Linked DNA regions of Homo sapiens: region 2 is linked to region 1. Evidence: read pairs that join two places in POLR2A ChIA-PET (ENCODE). Cell type or tissue: PC-9. All regions are shown on one strand. Each heading gives the region's core, and the rest is flanking DNA. Links, peaks and the distances in the headings are about the cores only.

Region 1 (11,347 bases), core at 4,944-9,943:
GTTATTTTGTGATATTGACAAACTGATTCTAAAGTTTATATGGAGACACAAAAGACCCAGAATAGCCAACATAATCATGCATGAGTGTTAGTCAGAGGACTGACACTACCTGACTTCACGATTTACTATAAAGCTACAGGATTTACTAAAAGTAATCAAGACATAGTAGTGTTGATGAAAAAGTGGACAAATAGATCAATAGAACAGAACAGAGAGGCAGATATAGAGCCAAATAAATATAGTGAATTTATGTTTCACAAAGGAGCAAAGGAGAAAATGGACAAGAGTGTTCAAGAAATGCTGCTGGAACAACTGGACATCTACATGCAGGAAAAAAAAAAGAATCTAGACATAGACTTTATACTCATGCCCAAAATTAGTTCAAAATGAGAAAAATAACTCTATTATAATATATAAATCCTATTTTAGAAATTTGAAGTGTAAATGCAGTGCAGTAGTGTGGCAATAGAGAACACTGACCCAGAAGCTAAAAAAAAAAAAATTAACTCAAAATGGATCATTTTGTAAAATGCAAAACTATAAAATTCCTAGAAGATAACATAGGAGAAAATCTAGATGACCTTGTGTATGGGAATGACTTTTTATTTTATTTTTTGAGATGGTGTCTTTCTCTGCTGCCCAGGCTGAAGTGCAATGGCACAATCTCAGCTCACTGCAACCTCTGCCTCTGGGGTTCAAATGATTCTGGTACCTCAGCCTCCTGAGTAGCTGGAATTACAGGCATGAGCCACCATGCCCGGCTAATTATTGTATTTTTAATAGAAACTGGATTTTGCCATGTTGGTCAGGATGGTCTCTAACTCCTGGCTTCAAGTGATTCACCTGGCTCAGCCTCCCAGAATGCTGGGGTTACAGTCATGAGCCACTGTGCCTGGCCAGAACTCTTAAAACTCTACAAGAAGAAAGTGAACAACCTGATGATTTTTTCCTTTTTTGAGATGGAGTCTCGCTCTGTTGCCCAGGCTGGAGTGCAGTGGCACAATCTCGACTCACTGCAACCTTCGCCTCCTGGGTTCAAGCAATTCTCCTGCCTCAGCCTCCTGAGTAGCTGGGACTACAGGTGCACGCCACCACACCCGTGAGCCACCACGCCTAGCCAATTTTTCTTTTTTCTTTCTTTCTTTTTTTTTTTTTTTTTTGAGACAGGGTCTTGCTCTGTTGCTTAGGCTGGAGTGCAGTGGCACAATCATGGCTCACTGTAGCCTTGATCTCCTAGGCTCAAGTGATCTTTCTACCTCAGCCTCCCAAGTAGCTGGAACTACAGGCACATATCACCCATGCCCAGCTAATTTTTAAAATATTTTTGTAGATAAAGGGTCTCACTATGTTGCCCAGGCTGTCTTGAACTCCTGGGCTCGAGCAATCCTCCCACCTTGGCCTCCCAAAGTGCTGAGATGAGCCACTGCATCTGGTCTGATGTTTTTAAATAAGCAAAAGACCTGAACAGACACTTCACCAAAGATGATATACAGATGGCAAATAAGCATATGAAAAGATGTTCCACATCATATGTCATCAGAGAAATGCAAATTACCACTCTAGGCCTATTGGAAGGGCCCAAATCCAGAACACTGACCACACCAAATGCTGGCAAGGATGTGCAGCAACAGGAGCTCTCCTTAATTGCTGGTGGGAATGCAAAATGGTATAGTCATTTTGTTACACAGTTTGGCAGTTTCCTATAAAACTAAACATACTCTTACCACATGATCCAGCAATTGTATTATTTGGTATTTACCCAAATTAATTGAAAACCTATATTCACACAAAAACCTGCAGATTGATGTTTAGAGCAGCTTTATTCAGAACTGCCAAAACTTGGAAGCAATCAAGACGTCCTTCAATAGGAGAATAGGAAAATAAACTATGATACACACAGACAATAGAATATTATTCTATGCTAAAAATAAATGAGCCATCAAGCCATGAAGACGTGGAGGAAACTTAACTGCATATTTTTAAGTGAAAGAAGCCAGTCTGAAAATGCTACATCTTTTATAATTCCAACTATGTGTCACTGTGGAAAAGGCAAAACTATGAAGACAGTTAAAAGATCAGTGGTTGTCAAGGATTAGGGGTGAGGGAGGGATGAATAAGTAAAGCACAGAGGATTTTTATGACAGTGAAAATGCTCTGTATGATACGATAATGGTGGATACAAGTCGGTATTCCTTTGTGTAAACCCATAGAATGTATAACTCCAAGAGTGAACTCTCATGTAAATTACAGACTTGGGGTGATATTACATCAATGCACATATATCAGTTGTAACATGTACATTCTAGTGCCTAGTGCAGGATGTCTATAGTGAGGAAGCCTGTGTGTGTGTGTGTGTGTGTGTGTGTGTTGAAGGTCAGGGAGTATATGGGAACTTTCTGTACTTCTCAATTTTTCTGTGAACCTAAAACTGCTTTTTAAAAAAAGTCTACTTAAAGGAAAAAAGTATTGGCAAAACAGAGCTCACTAGCTGGTTTGGCTATTTTTGTAGAACAAACCACCTCAAAATTTGATGACTTGGGTTGGGTCTGGTGGCTCATGCCTGTAATCCCAGCACTTTGGGAGGCTGAGGCGGGCAGATCATCTGAGGCCAGGAGTTTGAGACCAGCCTGGTCAACATGGCAAAACCCCATCTCTAGAAAAAGATACAAAAATTAGCCAGGCATGGTGGTGTACACGCCTGTGATCCCAGCTACTTGGGAGGCTGAGGCAGGAGAATCTTGAACCTGGAAGGTGGAGATTGCAGTGAGCTGAGGTCACGCCACTGCTCTCCAGCCTGGGCCACAGAGCAAGACTCTGTTTAAAAAAAAAAAAAAGATGACTTAAAATAATCTATTATTTCAAATTATTTTCTGGGTTGCTTGGGTCTCACCTGAGCAGTATTCCTTCCAGGAGCTCATTTGAGACTGAAATGTCCAGGATACTTCAGGCCTCTCTTCATATATCTCTTTCTCTAGAAGGGTAGCTGGACTTATATCATGCCCAGCTTCTAACAGAGAGCATTCAAAGCCTATCACAGAGTTGCTACAGTTCTCTGTAAGCACACCTTTGAAGTTACACGATATCACTTCTGCCAGATTTTATTGGTCAAATTTCACAACCAGGTCAGTTTTAGTGGGGAGAGGAAATGGGCTTCCCCTCTCAATAAAAGGAGTGAAAAATATTTGGGAGCATTTTTAATTTAGCCTACTATTTTTTATTCAGCTGGTAATAATTTTCCAATCTATACCACCACCCCACTACACACTTTTATTTTTCATCTTCTAAATATATAGTTCATGCTGACACATCAGCAGATTAGACCAATTTTCTAAGTAGCTGTATTATTTTATATATTGGACAGAAAAAAAATTCTAAAATTAAAAAAAATTCCTAAAATTTTATATCATCATTGTGAGAAAAAAGGAGGGAAACACCAGTAATTTTGAAGACAAACTGAAATAATTTTATATGTAATTACTGTTGGTAACACCTATATTTTTGCCATCACGGTCACATTCCAAAGGTATCATGAATTTGAGAGAACATAAGACAGACGGCTGTCATGGACACTAAAGAATGGTTAATTTCACTATCAGTAAATCCTGCCTTAGAAGGGGAATTACTCCGAACAGAGGTCAAAGTTCATCTCCAGAATCTCAGACATATTTACTCATTATTCTGAAAAGAGTCCAGTGTCCTAGAAAGTTTTCCTTCTTCTTCGTCTCAGAAATTTTTAGCATCTTTATCTCCTATACCATCATTGCACCAAATGTATAATTAAAAACAATTTTTTAATGGGAAAGAAGTCTGAATTCTTCTGCCTATAATTCTAGGTGCTCTTCTCCTCCTTTTTCTCTTTCTCCATTTTCTTCTTCTATAGTGAAACATATATTCAAAGGAAACATCAAAAAGCATTAACTTTCTAAATTAAGACAGTCTTTTTATCTTTTGTGATTGAGGAAGAAGATAGAATGCAGTAGCCATGCTTCACCAAAGAACCAGATCCAAGCACATGAAGCAATGAGCAGGCCAAACATTTCTGAGTACAGAATCCTCCCGTGTCTAGCACAGGGCCTGATGAACCTCATTCCCTAACTTTCATTTTCCATTTGCAGTTCTTATTTCATGTGTCACCGCAGTTCTAGGTTCATGTCAGTAAAAAGCAAAATTTTAATATGCCATCTTGTGGATGCATGAGGAATGAAATTCTTGTAGTGCTTTTGGTTTTGGTGGTGAGAATTTAACATTGCATTTGCATAGTTTTTCCCCTGTAATACAAGCAATTTTTGCTCAATGCAAAAACAAAAAACAAAAATCAAAAAGCCATACAGGAAATACACAAGGAACAGTAGGTACTCAAATATTTGTGGAGTATCGATTTTTAAAAATTAGTAATCATCACACCCTTGATTTGGAGTGGACCCTATTAAAGCAGCCAGTGAATGAATGGATGAAGGAAGGAATACCTTTTTCTAAAACATTTGATATTGTAGGTAAGCTCTTGGTTTTCAGGCCTGACCTGACATTAGAATCTAATTTTCCAGAGATATTTTTAGTGTCTCATGTGGGTAGAAGTTGACAAAATTTGGTTTACATTCCATATAGGTATAAGAATTGTTTATTAGTACTACTGACAACCTTCCATTTCCATATGTGCGGTGTATTTATTAAACAATCAGGGCTGGGCACGGTGGCTCATGCATGTAATCCCAGCACTCTGGGAGGCCGAGGCAGGCAGATCACAAGGTCAGGAGTTTGAGACCAACCTGGCCAACAGGGTGAAACCCCGTCTCTACTAAAAACACAAAAATCAGCCGGGCGTGGTGGCGCGTGCCTGTAATGCCAGCTACTCAGGAGGCTGAGGCAGGAGAATCACTTGAACCCAGGAGGTGGAGGTTGTAGTGAGCCGAGATCATGCCATTGTACTCCAGCCTGGGCAACAGAGTGAGACACTGTCTCAAAAAAAAAAAAAATCAGCCAAATAAACATTTCATTATGGGTTATTATGAGGCAGCTGCATATAGCAGACAGACCTGGAGATCACTTAACTCTTTCAGAAAAGGTGATCTTAGGTCCATTGTCAAACGGATGGACAGCTTCTCAGCATTTTGTAGACTCTCTGTTTTCTTTTGGGTTTAGTAGGTCGTAGGCTCTCAGTCTGCTTTTTTTTGGTGCAAAATAACAATGTTAGACCAGATGAGTAATTTACAATTTGTGTGCTTCAAAAGGTTCTAAATATTCAAAGCACATTTCATTTAAAAATGTCTTTTATGAATTTAGTTTTCAAAATGTTATTTTAAAATATGTTTTCTGAATTTAATATGATACAACAGTACAAACAGTGATAGGAAGCAAATTCGGATGTAGTTGAGAGTGTTGAAGGAAAACTGGATGTGTTAACCAAAAAATATGCCTCTTTGACAAAAAAATTTTTAAGCTAAGAGCAAGTGGGAGGAAGCAGATACAGGAAAGCTCTCTGCCTCTCCTCTGTTTACCTAGTGGCAGGACACAGATTTACAAAGACAAAGGTGCCCTTCTTCCCTCTGTACCCGGAAGGACAAAAGTTAACCACTGAAGACAACTGTAGCCCTCATCTGGCTGGAGATGGCACAAGAGGAATCTACGTTAATAAGCTTTGCTAAGTGGACTTCATCTATCATTATTTTGCCTTCCCACAATTTGCCACCTCCAGAGATTCAAAGTTCTTTTCCTCTGTCTTGTCCTTTCTTTAGAAATGTAGTGTGTTTTTTGTTTGTTTGTTTGAGACAGGGTCTTGCTCTGTCACCCAGGCTGGAGTGCAGTGGCATGATCATGGCTCACTGCAGCCACAACCTCCTGGGCTCAAGGGATCCTCTGGCCTCAGCCTCCCAAAGTGCTGGGATTATAGCAGTGAGTCACTGTGCTGGTCCTTAATGTTCTTTATTGAAGTTTATATAAGCTAGAGGTCTGAGTCACCTCTTTGAGAATTATTCATTCCCTGGGCATCTCCCATATACATATAAAATATACATGATAATAAACATGTTTGCTCTTGCTTTGATAATCTGTTTTTTGTTACAGGGGGTCCCTTCTAACAACGCATTAGGGGTGAGGAAAAAAATTAGTTTTCTTTCTTTACACTGTAAACTTCATTAATGTGTTCTTATTGAGTAAATTTGTACTACATGAAGTAAATTTTATGAGTTTGAACCACAAATACATTTGTGGTTATAAAATAACACTTGTTTTTATGGCATGGTGGTGTACACCTGTAGTTCCAGTTATGCAGGAGGCCAAGGCAGGCAGATGGCTTAATTCCAGGATTTCGAGGCTATAGTGTGCTATGAGCTTGCCTGTGAATAGCCACTGCACTCTAGCCTGGGCAACATAGCGAGATCCCATCTCTAAAATAAATATGTAAATACATAAATAAATAAAACATTATTTATTTTCTATATTGGGCTTTTATGTAGAATTTTACATGTCTGTTTTCCAAGGTAGAATTCTGAAGACACTTACACTCAGCCAGCTTATTTGGACTGTAGTCCAGTTATAATGAATTTTCTATAGCAGACCAACAGGTAATCATCATCATAACAGCCAATACAGAAGGCTTACTACACATTACACACTGATTTAGTTACTTCACATGCATTAAGTCTTAAATCTTTCAAATGCTTTATGAGGTGCTATGGTGATTATTTTCTCACAGACAGGAAACTGGTGTAAGAGCCAGAGTCCCCCTTACCTACTACTAAGCTCTATCACCTCTCAGTAGAGCTTAGTAGTTCTGGCTTGTTTACTGCACATCCCTTTCTTGGAAATATGATCACAGGAACTCTCCCTAGCTAGACATTTTTCTTTCCTCTTCTCTGTTTAGTCGATTCACACATGCCCCAAGGCTCCAGCTCAAGTCCCACCTCTCTGGAAGGCATTGTCAAGCATACCTGACTCACAGGGTTCCCTTGCTCTCTGGCCTACTGGTAGCATTGTCTCATGCTAGGAAGCCTGTTTATATGAAGTCCAAAGAGTGAGTTAGAGGAATTGGTAAAGTTCCCTAGGGCTTCTGGGTAGAGAATGTAGAGGCAGGAGCTGAGGAGTGTGATAGGGAGAATCTGTGAACAATGGTTTAGTTTAGACTGATCCTAAGACAGAGGGAAGCAGAACATGACTTTTAGTGTGATTTGATCAGATTGGCATTTGAAAGGTTATAGCAGCACGAAAAAGCAGTAGAGAGAGACTAGTGTCAAATCTAAGGCTGGGAGAATAGAGTTGGCTACACCTGTGCAGGTAAGGGGTCATGGCTTGCATTCAGTGGGAGGAGGGGTAAAAATGGATTGGGAGAGACTTGGTAACTATTTAGGTGTGGAAGGTGTGAACGTTGATGTCAGACTCCAAGTCAGAAATTTTTAGATTAATTATTCAAAAACTAATAGACTCTACTTTTTAGAGCAGTTTTAGGTTGGCAGCTGCTGTTGCTGTATAGTTCTATGGGTTTTGATACATGCATAATGTCATATATTCATGAGGACAGTATCATACAGAATAGTTTCACTGCCCTAAAAATCCCCTGTGCTTCACATTCATCCCTCCCTCCGACCTCCAACTTCCCCAAACCCTGGTAACCACTGATCTGTTTACTGTCTCCATAGTTTTATTCAGAATGTAATATAATTGGAATCATGTGTTATGTAGCCTTTTCAGACTGGCTTCTTTCACTTAGTAATATGCAGTTAAGTTTCCTCTAGGTCTTTTTGTGGCTTGATAGCTCATTTCTTTTTAGCACAGAATAGTATGGCATTATATGGATATACAACAGCTTGTTTATCCCACCTATTGAAGGACATCTCAGTTGCTTCCACGTTTTGGCAATTCTGAATAAAGCTGCTATAAACATCCATGTGAAACAAAATAAAAATAAAATAAAATAGAAATAAAACATCCATTCATCCATTCCATTTGCATTCAGTGGGAGTAGGGGTAAAAATGGATTGGGGTAAAAACAAATAGGTTTTTTTTTTTTTAAGAAACTGATGTTTATTTTCCATCAACCATTTTTCCATGTTGCTTAAGAGCCTATGCAAGAACAGCTTAAGACCAGTCAGTGGTTGCTCCTACCCATTCAGTGGCCTGAGCAGTGGGAGCTGCAGACCAGTCTTCCGTGGCAGGCTGAGCGCTCCAGTCTTCAGTAGGGAACTGCTGAATAGGCACAGAGGGCACCTGTACACCTTCAGACCAGTCTGCAACCTCAGGCTGAGTAGCAGTGAACTCAGGAGCTGGAGCAGTCCATTCACCCTGAAATTCCTCCTTGGTCACTGCCTTTTCAGCAGCAGCCTGCTCTTCTTTTTCAATATCTTCAGGATCTCTGTAGAAGTAGAGATCAGGCATGACCTCCCACGGGTGGTCATAGGAAATCGTGCTACACATGCGCAGAACTTCCCGAGCCAGCATCTACCACATCAAACCCACTGAGTGAGCTCCCTTGTTGTTGCATGGGATGGCAATGTCCACATAGCGCATAGGAGAATCTGTGTTACACAGAGCAATGGTAGGTAGGTTAACATAAGATGCCTCCGTGAGAGGCTGGTGGTCAGCCCTGGGGTCAGTAACCACAAGAAGCCATGGCTCCCGGAAGGCTGCCTGGATCTGGTTAGTGAAGGTTCCAGGAGTGAAGTGGCCAGCAATTGGAGTGGCTCCAGTGGCAGCAGCAAACTTCAGCACAGCCCTCTGGCCAGTATTCCTGGAGGATATAACACTGACATCAGCAGGGTTTTCAATGGCAACAATAGCACTAGCTGCCAGCAGAAGCTTCTCCCAGGTCCTCTTCAGATTTATGATATAGATGCCATTACTTTTCCTTTTACAGATGTACTGTTCCATCTGGAAGTCAAGATTGGTGCCACCTAAGTGGGTTCCTGCTGCAAGGAACTTAAGGACATCCTCCTCCTTCATTTGCAGGACATCAAGGGCTCCGGACATTGTGAAAGTTTCCCTTTAAGTTACGACGGGAATCCAGAACAACGCCGTATGGGCCCCTCTGTAGGTAGCGCGGAAAGCAAAAACAAATAGGTTTTTGTGTGGATAAAAGTTTTCACCTCATTTGATTAAATATAAGTGAGCACAATTTCTGGATAACATAGTAAAAGTACGTTTAGTTTTATAAGAAACTGCCATATTATCTTCCAAGGGGCTGTACCATTTTGTATTCCCACCAACAATGAATGAAAGTTCCTGTTGCTCTACATGGTTGCCAGCATTTGGTGTTGTCAGTGTTCTGAATTTTGGCCATTCTAATTGGTATATAGTAGTATCTCATTGTTGTTTTAATTTGTATTTCCCTCACGATATATGATGTTGAACATCTTTTCATATGCTTATTCAGATCTTTTGCTCATTTTTTAATTGAGTTGCTTATTTTCTTATTGCTGAATTTTAAGAATTCTTCAGATTCATTTTTCATTGCTTACTTAGAATAAGCCTTCTTTTCCCTCACAAGCTGCCAGTTCTACTTTCTCTTTAGTCTTATTTGTGATCCTTCTTTCTACAGAGACAAATTAAACCAGAGAAGTGGACTCTTTCCCTACAGGCAGCTGAAAGGATGTGCAAGTGCAGTTCAGAGGGGGAAATAAAAAACACGTTTTAGAATACTTCCTTGGTTAAAAGCAGTAAGTTTGGCAAAGACACATAGACTCTCAACTCTAGATTTACTGAGAATGCTAGGTAGCATATTTTTGGAGTCAAATGAAGAAGAAAAATTATAAATCCTATAGCCTACAGAATAATTATTGAATTATTTGAAGCATATGCTTTGGCCTCTGAAGCAAGGTGGAGGGGTCTGCTTTGATCAACAGATTGAGTACTTGATGGGAGTTCTTAGAAGTACAACTCTTGGAGGGTTTATTCTTCAGTCAGAGGGGAGGAGCCATTGAACGCTATTGAGCGGTGGTGGAAAATGATCAGAATTCTTCCTTCTTGGGAGGCCGAGGAAGGTGGATCACTTGAAGCCAGGAGTTCCAGAACAGCCTGGCCAACATGATGAAACCCTGTCTCTATTAAAAATGCAAAAATTAGCCGGGCGTGGTGGCATAAACCTGTAGTCCCAGCTACTCGGGAGGCTGAGGCAGGAGAATCACTTGAGCCCGGGAGGTGGAGGTTGCAGTGAGCCGAGATTGCGCCACTGCACTCCAACCTGAGTGACAGAGTGAGACTCTGGTTCAAAAAAAAAAAAAAAAATTCTTTCTTCTATATCCTATGCTGATAACACAGTAATTACCCATATGACTTGACATGTAAATGGTAGTTTTAAAGATTGGAGCCTGACTGCTCCATCTTAAACATTCTACAAGACTCTCCTTTTTTTTTTTAAATCTATCTATTTATTTATGTATTATTTATTGAGAAGGAATCTTGCTCTGTCACTCAGGCTGGAGTACAATGGAGCAATCTCGGCTCATAGCAACCTCCGCCTCCTGGGTTCAAGCGATTCTTCCGCCCCAGTCTCCCGAGTAGCTGGGATTACTGGCATTCACTGCCATGCCTGGCTAATTTTTGTATTTTTAGTAGAGACCGAGTTTTGCCATGTTGTCCAGGCTGGTATTGAACTCCTGGCCTCAGGTGATCCACCTGCCTCGGTCTCCCAAAGTGCTGGGATTACAGGCAAGAGCCACTGCGCCCGGCCTATTTATTTTTTTAGTGACCGTGTCTTGCTTTGTCATTAGGCTGGAGTGCAGTGGTTCAATCACAGCTCACTGCTGCCTCAAATTCTGGGGCTCAGGCGATCCTCACTCCTCAGTTTCCCAAGTAGCTGGGGCTATAGGCACGAGCCACCACCACCTGGCTGAGACAGAGTCTCGCTCTGTTGCCCCATATGGAGTGCAGTGGCGTGATCTCCAGCTCACTGCAACTGCCGCCAGGTTCGAGCGACTCTTGTGCCTCGGCCTCCAGGGTATCTAGGACCACAGGTGAGCGCCACCACTCCCGGCTAATTTTTGTATTTTTTGTAGAGACGGGGTTTCACCATGTTGCCCAGGCTGGTCTCCAACTCCTGAGCTCAAGTGATCCACCGGCCTCAGCCTCCCAAAGTGCTGGGATTACAGGCATGAGCCACTGTGCCAGGCCCTGGCTGATTTTTAAAATTTTCTTTCTTATTTTCTCCTCTTCTTTTCTTTCCCCTTTCTTCTTTTTTTTCTTGTTTCTTTTCTTTTCTTTCTTTTTTCTCTCTTTCTTACTTATTTTTATTTTAAAATTTTTGGATAGACGGAAGTCTCCCTATTTTGCCCAGGCTGGTCTTGAACTCCTCAGCTCAAGAGATCCGCTCACCTCGGTCTCCCAGAGTGCTGGGATTACAGGCGTAAGCCACCATGCCCCG
Region 2 (11,347 bases), core at 3,812-8,811, 1.2 Mb after region 1:
CCATGACTTTGGCATGGATACAGGACCCAAAGGAACCACGGGGAGCTGAGAAGGTGTGGTATCATCGCTCAGGGCAAAAGCTCTTGGCAGATGCATTGTCATCCAGGGATGAAAGGTTAGCCTGTATTTTGCCCAAGGGACATGATTTACCTCTGTTAGTACCTGTGCCTGCTCTGTCATTTCAACCATAGGTTAACATGCTCTAACTGCATTGTGGACTGGGCCCACACCTATGCTGAGGTGACCAATGTTTCCAACTGTTGGAACCATACCACCTTTCCAGCAGCAGCTGCAGATGGCTTGCCGTGGCACATACATTCCATGTCTGCAGAGAAATGGACATGGCTGGAGACTTGTGGTCCCATGGCCGAAGCCTGGAATACAACACAGCAAGCTTTGGACAAAGGATGCTACAAGACCCATGGTGCACCTGCCCCCTGGCTGGCCTGTAGCATTTATGACGGGTGGGCTGGCTAGTTGGGGATTATGTAGTACCCCCAGCCCAGGTGCCACAGTACATACAGCAACACTGGGGCAACACCACTGTGGGATAGGTACCTGTCACAATCAGATCAGAAAGATAGTGTTGCAAAACTGAATGGCTTTAGACATAGTAACTGCTGCCCAAGGAGGCGTCTGTGCCCTTTTAGGAAAACAATGTTGTACCTTTATCCCTGACAGTTGGCAGAACATAACAGCAGCCCTGCAAGGGGTCTCGCAGGAGATTAAGGTGGTTAAGAGCATTACTGACAACCCCCTGTAGAGATGGTGGGCATCTCTGGGCTCTGGACTATGCTGGGCCCTCATAGTCATAAGTAGCATAGCTGAGATCCTAGTAGTGAGCTGTTATTCTTTGTATTGTGGGTTATAGATTCAGGGCTCTGCCCTATGGGTAGGTGTCCCTGCCCCAGAGGATGCCCTTAGCCTAGGGAGTAGAGTGTAAGGGAAATGGCTGTGCTTTAGAAATAGGCAGAGGTGACCTCTGGTACAGTATGACTCAGCAGGTTTGGAGTGCAGGGACACAGCTCCACACATGACGCAACCATGCCACATGAGGTGTATTAAGTAACCACTCAGGTGTGCTTGTGCTTGGCTTGGAGCCACTATTGTCTGTAAAAGGTATAACTACCCTGCTGATGCTGTACATATACCTTGCTTGAACCCACAGCCCACTTGTGCCCAGAGAGAGAATAAAGCCACGTCAAAACTCCCTGCAATTCTTCAAGTGTTCTTTCAGCTGCCTGCCGCTCGTGCACCCACTCCCCTCAAACCTCAGTTAGAACCTTACAGTATGTTTCCACAATACCTTCCTGATGAGATTCTTAAGCATCATAAATTACATTTCCATTTCTTTCCAGGTACAAGAAGATCAATAACAACTTGAACACCTGGGTGTTTTTAGCCACCTTTATGAAAGGTAGAAAAGCCATTTTGAGAAGGCCGGCTGTGAAGGCTGGAAGGATGATGGTCAGGTTCCCAAACAGTGAAGACCAAGACCTAGAGCTTCCTATCTCCCAAGATCCTTCCTGACCTGCTACCTTTTATTCATTCTAGATTCCCTCTACTAAGAGGGCTTTGGCTCCTTGCTTACATGCAACATGATTGTTTTTATTTATATTCAAACGTTTTGATGGTCAAAGGCCCAGTGTGGGTGGATGTTGAACTCCTGCAGTTACCATTACAGCTCCTGCCAACACTGATGGGCTCCTTCACACAAAATTTGCTTGCTATTGTCCCTGACTTTAGGTTCCCGGGGTTGGGGGGTTATGGGAAAATATAGAGAGCACAATATTTCCAAACTTAATTAAAAGAGCCCAGGAGCAATGAGCAAAATGATATCACCACATGCTGATGGAATACTGAATAACTGTTCTCTGGCTAGAGGCTCAAGCACAGCAAAGGCAGCTTTTTCCATGCTTGGTGAATGGACCAGGGCATGATCATTCAATCCCTGAGTGTGCAGCTGTGCTGCCTAGCACCCAGTAGGATTTATGCTTTAATAAATCCTTACTGCATCTGGGAACTTTTAAAAAAATATCGAAGCCCAGGTGCCATATCCTGCTAATTAAATAGTTGAGGGATAAGACCCAGGTATCTGTTATTTAAAGCTTCTCAGGTTATTCTAATGAAAGCACTGTGACTAGCATCTTAGTTTGTGCTGCTATAACAGAATACCTGAAACTGGACAATTTATTAAAAAATAAATTTATTTATCACAGTTCTGGAGGCTGGGAAGTCCAAAATCAAGGTGCCAACACCTGACATGGGCCTTCTTACTGCATTCTGACATGGTGGAAGGACAAGACAGCAAACTAGCCAAATGCTGCTGCAAGAAGCCTCTTTTCTAAGGGCCTTAATTCCATTAATGAGGGAGGCATCCTCTCGGCCTTACCACCTCTGAAAGGCCCCACCTCTTGATACCATCACAATTGGCAACACCTGAGTTTTGGAGAGACCATTAAAACCACAGCAAACGGTGATCCAACGGAAATAAACACATTAGCATCTAGGAGGGTCTTCTGTGCTTGAGATGCTCTGTCCTTCCTCCTCATTCGTTTCTAACAGCCCCACACAAGTGATAACATCACTGACATGAAATCTAAGAAGATCACTTGCAGCTGAAATCAAGTAGTCTTGCTCGTTTTTAGAGGGAGGCACAACACACAGCCATGAGAGTTCTAGTGGTGAAGCAGGTATAACTTTGGAAGTGAAGACCCACTGACCAAAAGAAAATAAAAGAGAATAGGTTACATCAGAAGATACTTTCTCCTCCATTCTCTATCAATTTTCTTTTCAGAGATTCTGATGTGATTGTGTTGGGGTGGGGCTTCAGATATATATACTTTTTAAAAGCTCCCCTGATGATTCTAATGTATGCAAGGTTTGAGAACTACTGGTCTAAGGTTCTCAAGCTTTGCTGTATATTAGAATCAGCTGAGGAGCTTTGTTAAAATCCTGATGTCTCAGGCCACGCCCCATGCCAATTAAATCCAAACCTTTAGGGATAGGACCCAGGCATCAGCGTCTGTAAATCTCCCAAGGTATTTCCAATGTGCAAATCAAAGTTGAGAACCAGTGCTTTAAAGTTCCCTACAGATGAAAGAATAGCAAAGGAGAAAAGGCCCTGGATTCTAGGCTCTGCTTTGATACTAATTTGCATGTAACCTTGGACAAGTCATTTTACCAATCTGGGCTTCAGTTTTCCCACCTGTGAAATGTTATCAACGACTTATTATGGCTCTAATGCACATCTTCTATGAATGTTACCACAGCTTTACAAAGCCAGCTCACTCTACCACGTGTGTTGCCTCCTACAGCTCTCTGCTGTTGAAAAGAGGTGGTCGCCTGCCTCGAGGATTAACAATCCTGGGCATTGTTTCTAAAGCAGAAGGATATAAGGGCATCCCAAGTCTTCCCTACCTCTCTAATCAGATTAAAGATGTAATGCAACCATGGTCCTGTGTAGAATAACTGTCACTAATCAATTTGGTCAAGAGTCACGGTCAGAACATGGCCTGACATGGTTTGGCTATCACACGTGTAGAAAGAGCTGTGTTTGATAGAGTCAGTGTTTGTTCTTTCACAGTACCCCAATACGTCAGGCACAAACCCCCTGTTGATCTAGACAGACTTGCATCACTAGCTGTGAATCATCGAGAATGGCAACATCTGCAGCGGGGACCTCTAGGCCTGAAATGCCCCACCACATTCCTTATTTATTTCTAATAGCAGTACACAAGCAACATCACTAAATGAAAGGCAAGGAGAAAATAATTAGCAACCAAGTGTCTGGCTCCTTGATAACCTACAGTTGAGTGAGTTTGGTTGTCAGAAGACCAGGATTCAAGCCTCAGTTCTCCCTTATGCTGGCTGCATGACTTTGGGTAAGCAAAGCTCTGCTAATAAGGCTCTCAGGCTTTCATTTCTAAAATAGGGATCATATCTGCTACTCCTCAGAAGGATGTAGATTGGATGAAGCAACATAAGGGAGAGCATTTTGTAAGACACTATTTCTCTACCTTTTTTCCCTTGGGCTCCCTTCTCTCAAAACACATAGAAATTCATTATTCTCTTCTGTGATATAATTCTCCCACAGATGGGTCCCATTTGATATCCCAAACATCAAGATGCTGTAATCTAACACACACGAAGGATGCAAGCCGTGTGGAGATGCTACCCATTAACACAGGACTTAGGAGAAGGCAATAAGGCAATTACGAAAAAAATCCCCAATCTCAATTCTGTATGAGTGTTAGGTGTTCTCACAAAGGAAAGGGAAATTATTTCATTAGGCAGAATCCAAATACTATACAAAACAGAAAGGACATGGTTTGTTGACAAAAGTGAAACTATTCTGTGAAACAAAGGCAGCAACAGGGAGATAGAACAGGATTTTCCAGTGAGAAATAAAAGTTGTTATCAAGGTAACAAGGATAGGCGTGGTGCTTTGCCTCCTTTTTGCTCCAGTTCTTCCAAACCAGGGATACTTTTCAGACCAGGGAAAGCAAATGCATTCAGCTGTTGAAGCGCTGCTACACCATCAGATTTCAAAGACAGAATCCTCTCCTTATTCTAAAGGAGACCCATTTCCACATGTTAAATACAAGTTATTTGAAAATGACGTGGAGGATAGAAATGATGAAAATAGTGACAGAGAGGAAGAGTTCTCCCAAGTTACAGATGAGGACACTGAAATTTAGAGGTTAATCCCATGTAAAGCCAAGAAGTCTGATCCCAGACTCAGTCTTCTGTCTATACTACAAGAATGCTGTGGAAGACGTATTGTCAAACAAAAAATACTTGCACCATTTATCTGAAAATCAGACTACTGTCATCCACAGTATAGCCCAAACATAGACAATAATCATGTGCTGAGTGCTTCATATGCCCCAGGGTATCCTCAATTTACCTATATTGACTTATTTAATTCAAAGCAACCCTCTGAGTAGATGCCATTATTTCCCTATTTTATAGATGAGGAAACAGAATCACAGAGATGTTAAGCAGCTGCCTGAGCTCACACAGCTAAGCATTGTCAGAGCCCGAATTCAAACACAGACCATTGGCTCCAAATCCCACATTCCAATGACTATTTGATACTGTACATCAATCAAAGACTAAGCATTAACAATAACTACCCCAAAACCCTGACAAACATCTCACTATGATTTCTTAAGCCCCACTTGGAGCCTCACTGACTCTTATTTAACATCTAATTCTCAACAAGTTTGCAAAGAACTTTCACGTGCAAGGCTGGCATGATCTGGCCCGTGCCTCCAGCTCCACCTTCATCTTCTGCCATTTCCCCTATGCTCCAGCCTCACAAGCCTCTTTGGTGCCCTCCTTGGGGCCTTGGCACCTGCTATTCCCTTTGCCTAGAATGGTCTTTTCGTCATTCCGTGCCTGTTGACCTCCTACTCTCCCTTTAGACCTCAGTTTAAGTGTCACTTCCTCATGGAACTTTACCATCATTCTGCTTTTTTATGATACTTTTCTATCAGAGCACTCACCACACAGTTATAGACTTGTGTGATTACTGCATTTACAAGGCCAAGAGTAGTGGCAGTTCTGCTCCCCCCTGTATTAAGTGTACTTGCTCTGGAACACAATGGCTGTAGAATAAATATTTGTTGGCTGCATTAATTAGTGACACTATTACACATTAATCTTCATAATAATGCTTGAAGATGAGTGGACAATGGTAGCATTAAGCTCATTTTAAACATGAGGGTACTCAAGACCTGAAATATTTGGAGTGATTTGCCATAACACTATTCCTAAAGTGGTGGAGCTAGAATTCAACTCATTCAAGGTCAGGTGGTCCAAGAGCCCAGCGCTGTCTTTTATCCACTTGATGCGATGAATAAATAATGAAGTGTGCTGTGTTTTCAATAGCAAATAAGTTGCAGACTCACAGGGTTAGACAAGCATATCATCAAAACCAGATCTATGCCCATTTGCCTTTCTTATTTCCCCAGAATCAGAAAACACGAATATTCTGTTTTTGATTGATAGTCACTGAAAGTCCACAGTTTTAGGCACCGTATAGAACAAGGCCTTGGTTCCAAACATTATCTAACAAGATAGAAGGTCAAATTCAAGCAATTTCAAGTTGTCCTTGGAGTTTAGTCCAAAAACCTTAATGATATTGACTCAGCATTTGTTTAGAGTCAACAGGAACAGTAACCAAATGCACAGAAAAAAAACAGTCCACGTGCCATTCATCAGAGCATTGACCTTTCAGCCCTGGGATTCTTCACTAGAAAATGAGAAGCATGGATTTGGTGATCTCTAAGTTTTTTTCTTCTCTGAATGCATGGCCTTCCAAATACACTAGTAGATTTGACTGCTCACAATTTGGCAAGAATAATATTTTTGGGATACTAATTACGTTTTTCATATATTTTCCTCCTTCCTATTTAAGAAGGTAGAAGTCTCCTCCTCCTGGCTGAGCATGAAAAAAAAGGAAGGTGGAAGTCAAGGCATGCATCCTTTAGAGATGGTGTGAGGCAGGTGTTATGCTCAGGGTTAGATTTCAGCCCCAGCTGAGGACTAAGGGGAGTGGGTGGACATGAGGCAGGGAACTGGAAGAACTCTTGAGAAACAGCAGGTAGGTGAGACATGGCTTTACTCAGCAGCTCCCTCACAGGGTCAGTGTTACTTTTATACCTTACACAAACAATCGAGGCTGAGAGCCAGGTAGTGAGCTTCTCTATGTTATGTCTACGTGGCTATGACTATATAAGACACAGGACTGTGTGCCTGTGCCACAAACCCGCTGAGTCATCCAGGTTGTTTACCTTGGCCTATGCCTGCTGCCCTATGCCTGCTTGGCTGCAGCACAGCTATGTTCCTTACAGCAGGCCAGAACTCAGAAGCTGCCTGCATATAATTCCTTTGCCAGCTTTTTTTTTTTTTTTCCCAAAACACCCAAGGCCCTATGGGGAGAGAAAGAATTTGAGAAATAAAGTTGAGGACAAAGAGGTCTGTAAATCTAGAGAGCAAATGACATATAGACTGCTCCCTGGCTGTATGGTAACCACACCTGATAGCAGTAGCTTAAGCATGCCCGTAGAATGACCCTCTATAGCAGATGCATCTGAATGTGTGTTCCAAGACAGGGAATTCAGGAGTGGCCAACCCAGAGATTCATTCCTTGCCTATGTGGAAAACCTGATCCAACGGCTAACCTATGGAACATGGGACATACAAGGGAATGAGGCCCTGAGTTTTGGGTTAAATGAGGGTTGCCAGGTGGAGGTCGTTAGAGGGAGGGTGCTGTTTGCAAGTGGTTTCAAGGGGTTCAGGGTCATGCTATCAACTCCAATGGGTATGGCACCAGGCTCAAGAGGCTGAAGAGGCCCAGAGCCAACAAGCAAAACATGGGGTTTTATTGTGGACTTACCTACAGGGGAGAGAGTTCAGTGGTGGCAGGCCAGGCAGGAGAACCACCTTACAGTCTCATAGTGGCAGGCTTGGCAAGGTAGCCAGCTTACATACAGTCCAGTGGCAATGGGCTGGACATGATAACTGCACAGCCCAGTGATGGTGGGCTGGGCAGGAAAGCCGCAACCACTTGCGGAAGGCATGCAGCTTATATAGAAATTTACTTAACACCCTAACAACCTCCACCTGGCAACCTTCATTTAACCCAAAATTCAGGGCCTCAATCCCTTGTCTGGCCCACATTCCATGGGTCAGCTGGTAGCTCAGCTATTCCTCATAGACAAGTAATAATCTCCAGGTTGGCCACTCCCAGATTCCCTCGCTTGGAACACACATTCAGGTGCACCTGTCATACAGGGTCATTCTAAGTTTATGCTTAAGTTATTGCTTTCAGGTGCATTTACCCTGCAGGGAGGTAAGTTTGAGCAAGAGTATACTGTGAGGTTGGGAGCTTCAAGCTGAAATCAAGTTGATTTCCAGAAAAAAAAAAATTAAATGCAGTATTTCCTGGATTTCTGAGTTAGTTAACTGTAATTCCTATCACTTCAATATGATAACCTGTATCAAGACCAATGAGGCGTAGTCGCAATGAGCAGACTTGCAGAGGAGAAAATGGCACAGACAAACTACCCTGAGAGCTGGATGAGAACAGAAGAAAAAACACTCCCCCTGCTTTTGTGAAGAGGGTAGAAATAGCTTTGACTGGTTAAGAATTTGTTTTACTTTTAACAGTGTACAATTCAGTCATTATTTTCTGCAGTCTTAGAGCCTAGCATTGAATAGACATTAAATGATTAATTCATTTTAATTTTTAGTTACTGGTAGAATTGTTCATTTAAGTTATGTCACTATATTAAGAACTGTATCAGGAATAAATTTTCTATGTTCATATAACCATAGCTACTTTAGCCAGACTGGTTTTTGGCATCTCATATCTCTCATTGTCAACTGAAAATACACATCTCATAATTGAAGAGACACACTAGCTAACATCCCCAGTAAAGGTAAATCACTTGCAAACATTAATAGTTTCTCTTCATGCTTTTATTATAAGGAATAATGACTTGAGAGGTGAATACTTCAGATCAATTAAGAATAGTAAACATTTCCATTTTATGGTCTAAAATTAACCCCTAAAACAACAATGTGAATAAGAAACAGAAGTACAATCTCCATTTTTATAAATCCAGAAGACATAAAACCCAGAACCACACCATATTAAGATGGAAAAATGATGGAATGGAAACACCCGTCTAGCCAAGAAACAAGCCAACTCAATACAAACAATTCTTAAGAATTACACCTAGTGAGGCAGCAGGCACAGATGAGGTAGCAGGCTAGAAAAAAAAGAGAAATTATTTAGAAGTGGTGTAAGAAACAATTAGACCCAAGATCATTCCCCCACACTAACAGGTGAAAGTGCCTCCATCCCTGAAGGTGATGGGCAGCATATTCTGGGGGAAAATAAATAACAGACTATAGAAGTGAGGATGCCAGGCACAAATGAGATGCTGAACTAAAACCAGGAGCTAATTTTAAAGTTTGTGTGCTGAACAGAGACCCTCAGACCCTCTTTCCCTGAGCAGTTTCAGAACTCTAGCAGTCCAGTCTTTACACCTCAAGCAGTAGACTGGTTGCCATTTTCCTGGTAAAATTGAACCACCCCAGAATAAAAGACAGTAAGAAATTAATATATAAGGGTTTCCAATCAAAAAGCAGGATAATCATTTGGTTTTCCTTCAAGGCTGATATGGTTTGGATCTGTGTCCCCACCCAAATATCATGTTGAAATATAATCCCCAATACTGGAGGTGGGCCTGGTGGGAGGTAATTGGATCATGGGGGCAGTTTCTCATGGCTTAACACCATCCCCCCAGTGCTGTCATTGTGATAGTGATAATGAGTTCTCATGAGATCTTGTTGTTTAAAAGTTTATAGCACCTCCCTATTCTCTCTCCTGGTCCTGCTCCTGATATGTAAGATGTTTGCTCCCTCTTTGCCTCCATGATTGTAAGTTTCCCAAGGCCTCCCAGGAAACAAATGTTGCCATGCTTCCTGTACAGCCTGCAGAATTCTGAGCCAATTAAACCTCTTTTCTTTATAAATTACCCAGTCTCATGTAGATCTTTATAGCAGTGCAAGAATGGACTAATACAAAAAAACTTTTATTAAGGAGTGGAGCATTGCTATAAAGATACCTGAAAATGTGGAAGCAGCTTTGCAACTGGGTAATAGCCAGAGGTTGAAAGTGTGTAGAGGGCTCAGAAGAAGACAGGAGGATGAGGGAAAATTTGGAACTTTCTAGAGACTTGTTAAATAGTTGTGACCAAAATGTTGATAGTGATATGGACAACGAAATCCAGGCTGAGGAGGTCTCAGATGAAAATGAGGAACTTACTAGGAACTGGAGTAAAGGTCACTCTTGCTATGTTTTAGCAAAGAGCTTGGTTGGACTGTGCCCCTGCCCTGGGGAGCTGTGGAACTTTGAACTTGAGAGAGATGATTTAGGGTATCTGGTGGAAACAATTTCTAAGCAGCAAAGTATTCAAGATGTGACCTGGCTGCTTCTAAAAACCTATGCCCATAAGTATGAGCAAAGAAATGACCTGAAGCTGGAACTTATATTTAAAAGAGAAACAGAGCATAAAAGTTTGGAAAATTTGCAGGCTGGCCATGTGATTGAAAAAAAAAAGCCCATTTTCAGGGTAGGAATTCAAGCAGGTTGCAGAAATTTGCATAGGGAGCCAAGTGCTAATATCCAAGACAATGAGGAAAAGGCCCTGAAGGCATTTCAGAGAGATTTCCAGCAGCTCCTTCCATCACAGGCCTAGGAGAGAAGAATGGTTTCATGGGTCAGGCCCAGGGCCCTGCCATCCTGCACAGCCTCAGGACATTGCTCCCTGTGTCTTGGCCACTTTAGCTCCAGCCATGGCTCAAAGAGGCCCACGTACAGCTTGAACCACTGCTTCAGAGGGTGCAAACTGTAAGCCTTGGCAGTTTCCATGTGGTGTTAAGGCTGCATGTGCACAGAGTGCAAGAGTTGAGGCTTGGCAGAGCAATCAGACGAGAGAAAGAAATAAAAGGCATCCAAATCAGCAAAGAGGAAGTCAAACTGTCGCTGTTTGCTGATGATATAATTGTATACCTAGAAAACTGTAAAAACTCCTCCAAAAAGCCCCTAGAACTTATAAAAAAATTCAGCAAAGTTTCCAGGTACAAAACTAATGTATACAAATCAGTAGCTCTATTATACACCAGCAGTGACCAAGTGGAGAATCAAATCAAGAACTCAACCGCTTTTACAATACCTGCAAAAAAATATAAAATACTTAAGAATATACCTAACCAAGGAGGTGAAAGATCTCTACAAGGAAAACTACAAAATACTGTTGAAAGAAATCATAGATGACACAAACAAATGGAAACACATCCCATGCTCATGGATGGGTGGAATAAATATTGTGAAAATGACCATACTGCCAAAAGCAATCTACACATTCAATGCAATTCCCATCAAAATACCCACCATCATTCTTCACAGAAATAGAAAAAAAAAATCCTAAAATTCATATGGAACCAAAAAAGAGCCCACATAGCCAAACCAAGACTAAGCAAAAAGAACAAATCTGGAGGCATCACACTACCTGATTTCAAACTATGCTATAAGGCCATAGTCACCAAAACAGCATGGTACTGGTATAAAAATAGGTAGATGGACCAAAGGAACAGAATAGAGAACCCAGAAATAAACCCAAATACTTATAGCCAACTTATCTTTGACAAAGCAAGCTTATCTTTGATAAAGCAAAAAAAAAAAAAAAAAACTCAAGGTAGGGAATGGACAGCCTATTCAACAAATGGTGCTGGGATAATTGGCTAGCCACATAGGAGAATGAAACTG

The links. Peaks named below come from ENCODE experiments on the same cell type or tissue, not always from the same donor. Only the 100,000 strongest peaks of a DNase experiment are listed, where the experiment ranks them.
Region 2: POLR2A ChIA-PET joins it to region 1 with 5 read pairs; 2 of 35 experiments call an interaction of 5 or more read pairs at or near these places.

What each region holds. Positions count from the first base shown.
Region 1 is chr9:76,396,310-76,407,656 of GRCh38, reverse strand. It overlaps a transcript of GCNT1 not described here and the pseudogene RPSAP9. Among named protein-coding and RNA genes, the nearest start is that of RFK, 7.6 kb to the right of the region's middle. RefSeq lists an enhancer at 5,390-5,684. In PC-9, for the core only: no CTCF peak of the experiment used is centred there; a DNase peak (open chromatin) is centred at 6,936; H3K27ac peaks cover 2,473 bases.
Region 2 is chr9:75,225,500-75,236,846 of GRCh38, reverse strand. No RefSeq gene overlaps it. Among named protein-coding and RNA genes, the nearest start is that of OSTF1, 140 kb to the right of the region's middle. In PC-9, for the core only: a CTCF peak has its summit at 6,526; DNase peaks (open chromatin) are centred at 6,736 and 7,766; H3K27ac peaks cover 2,550 bases.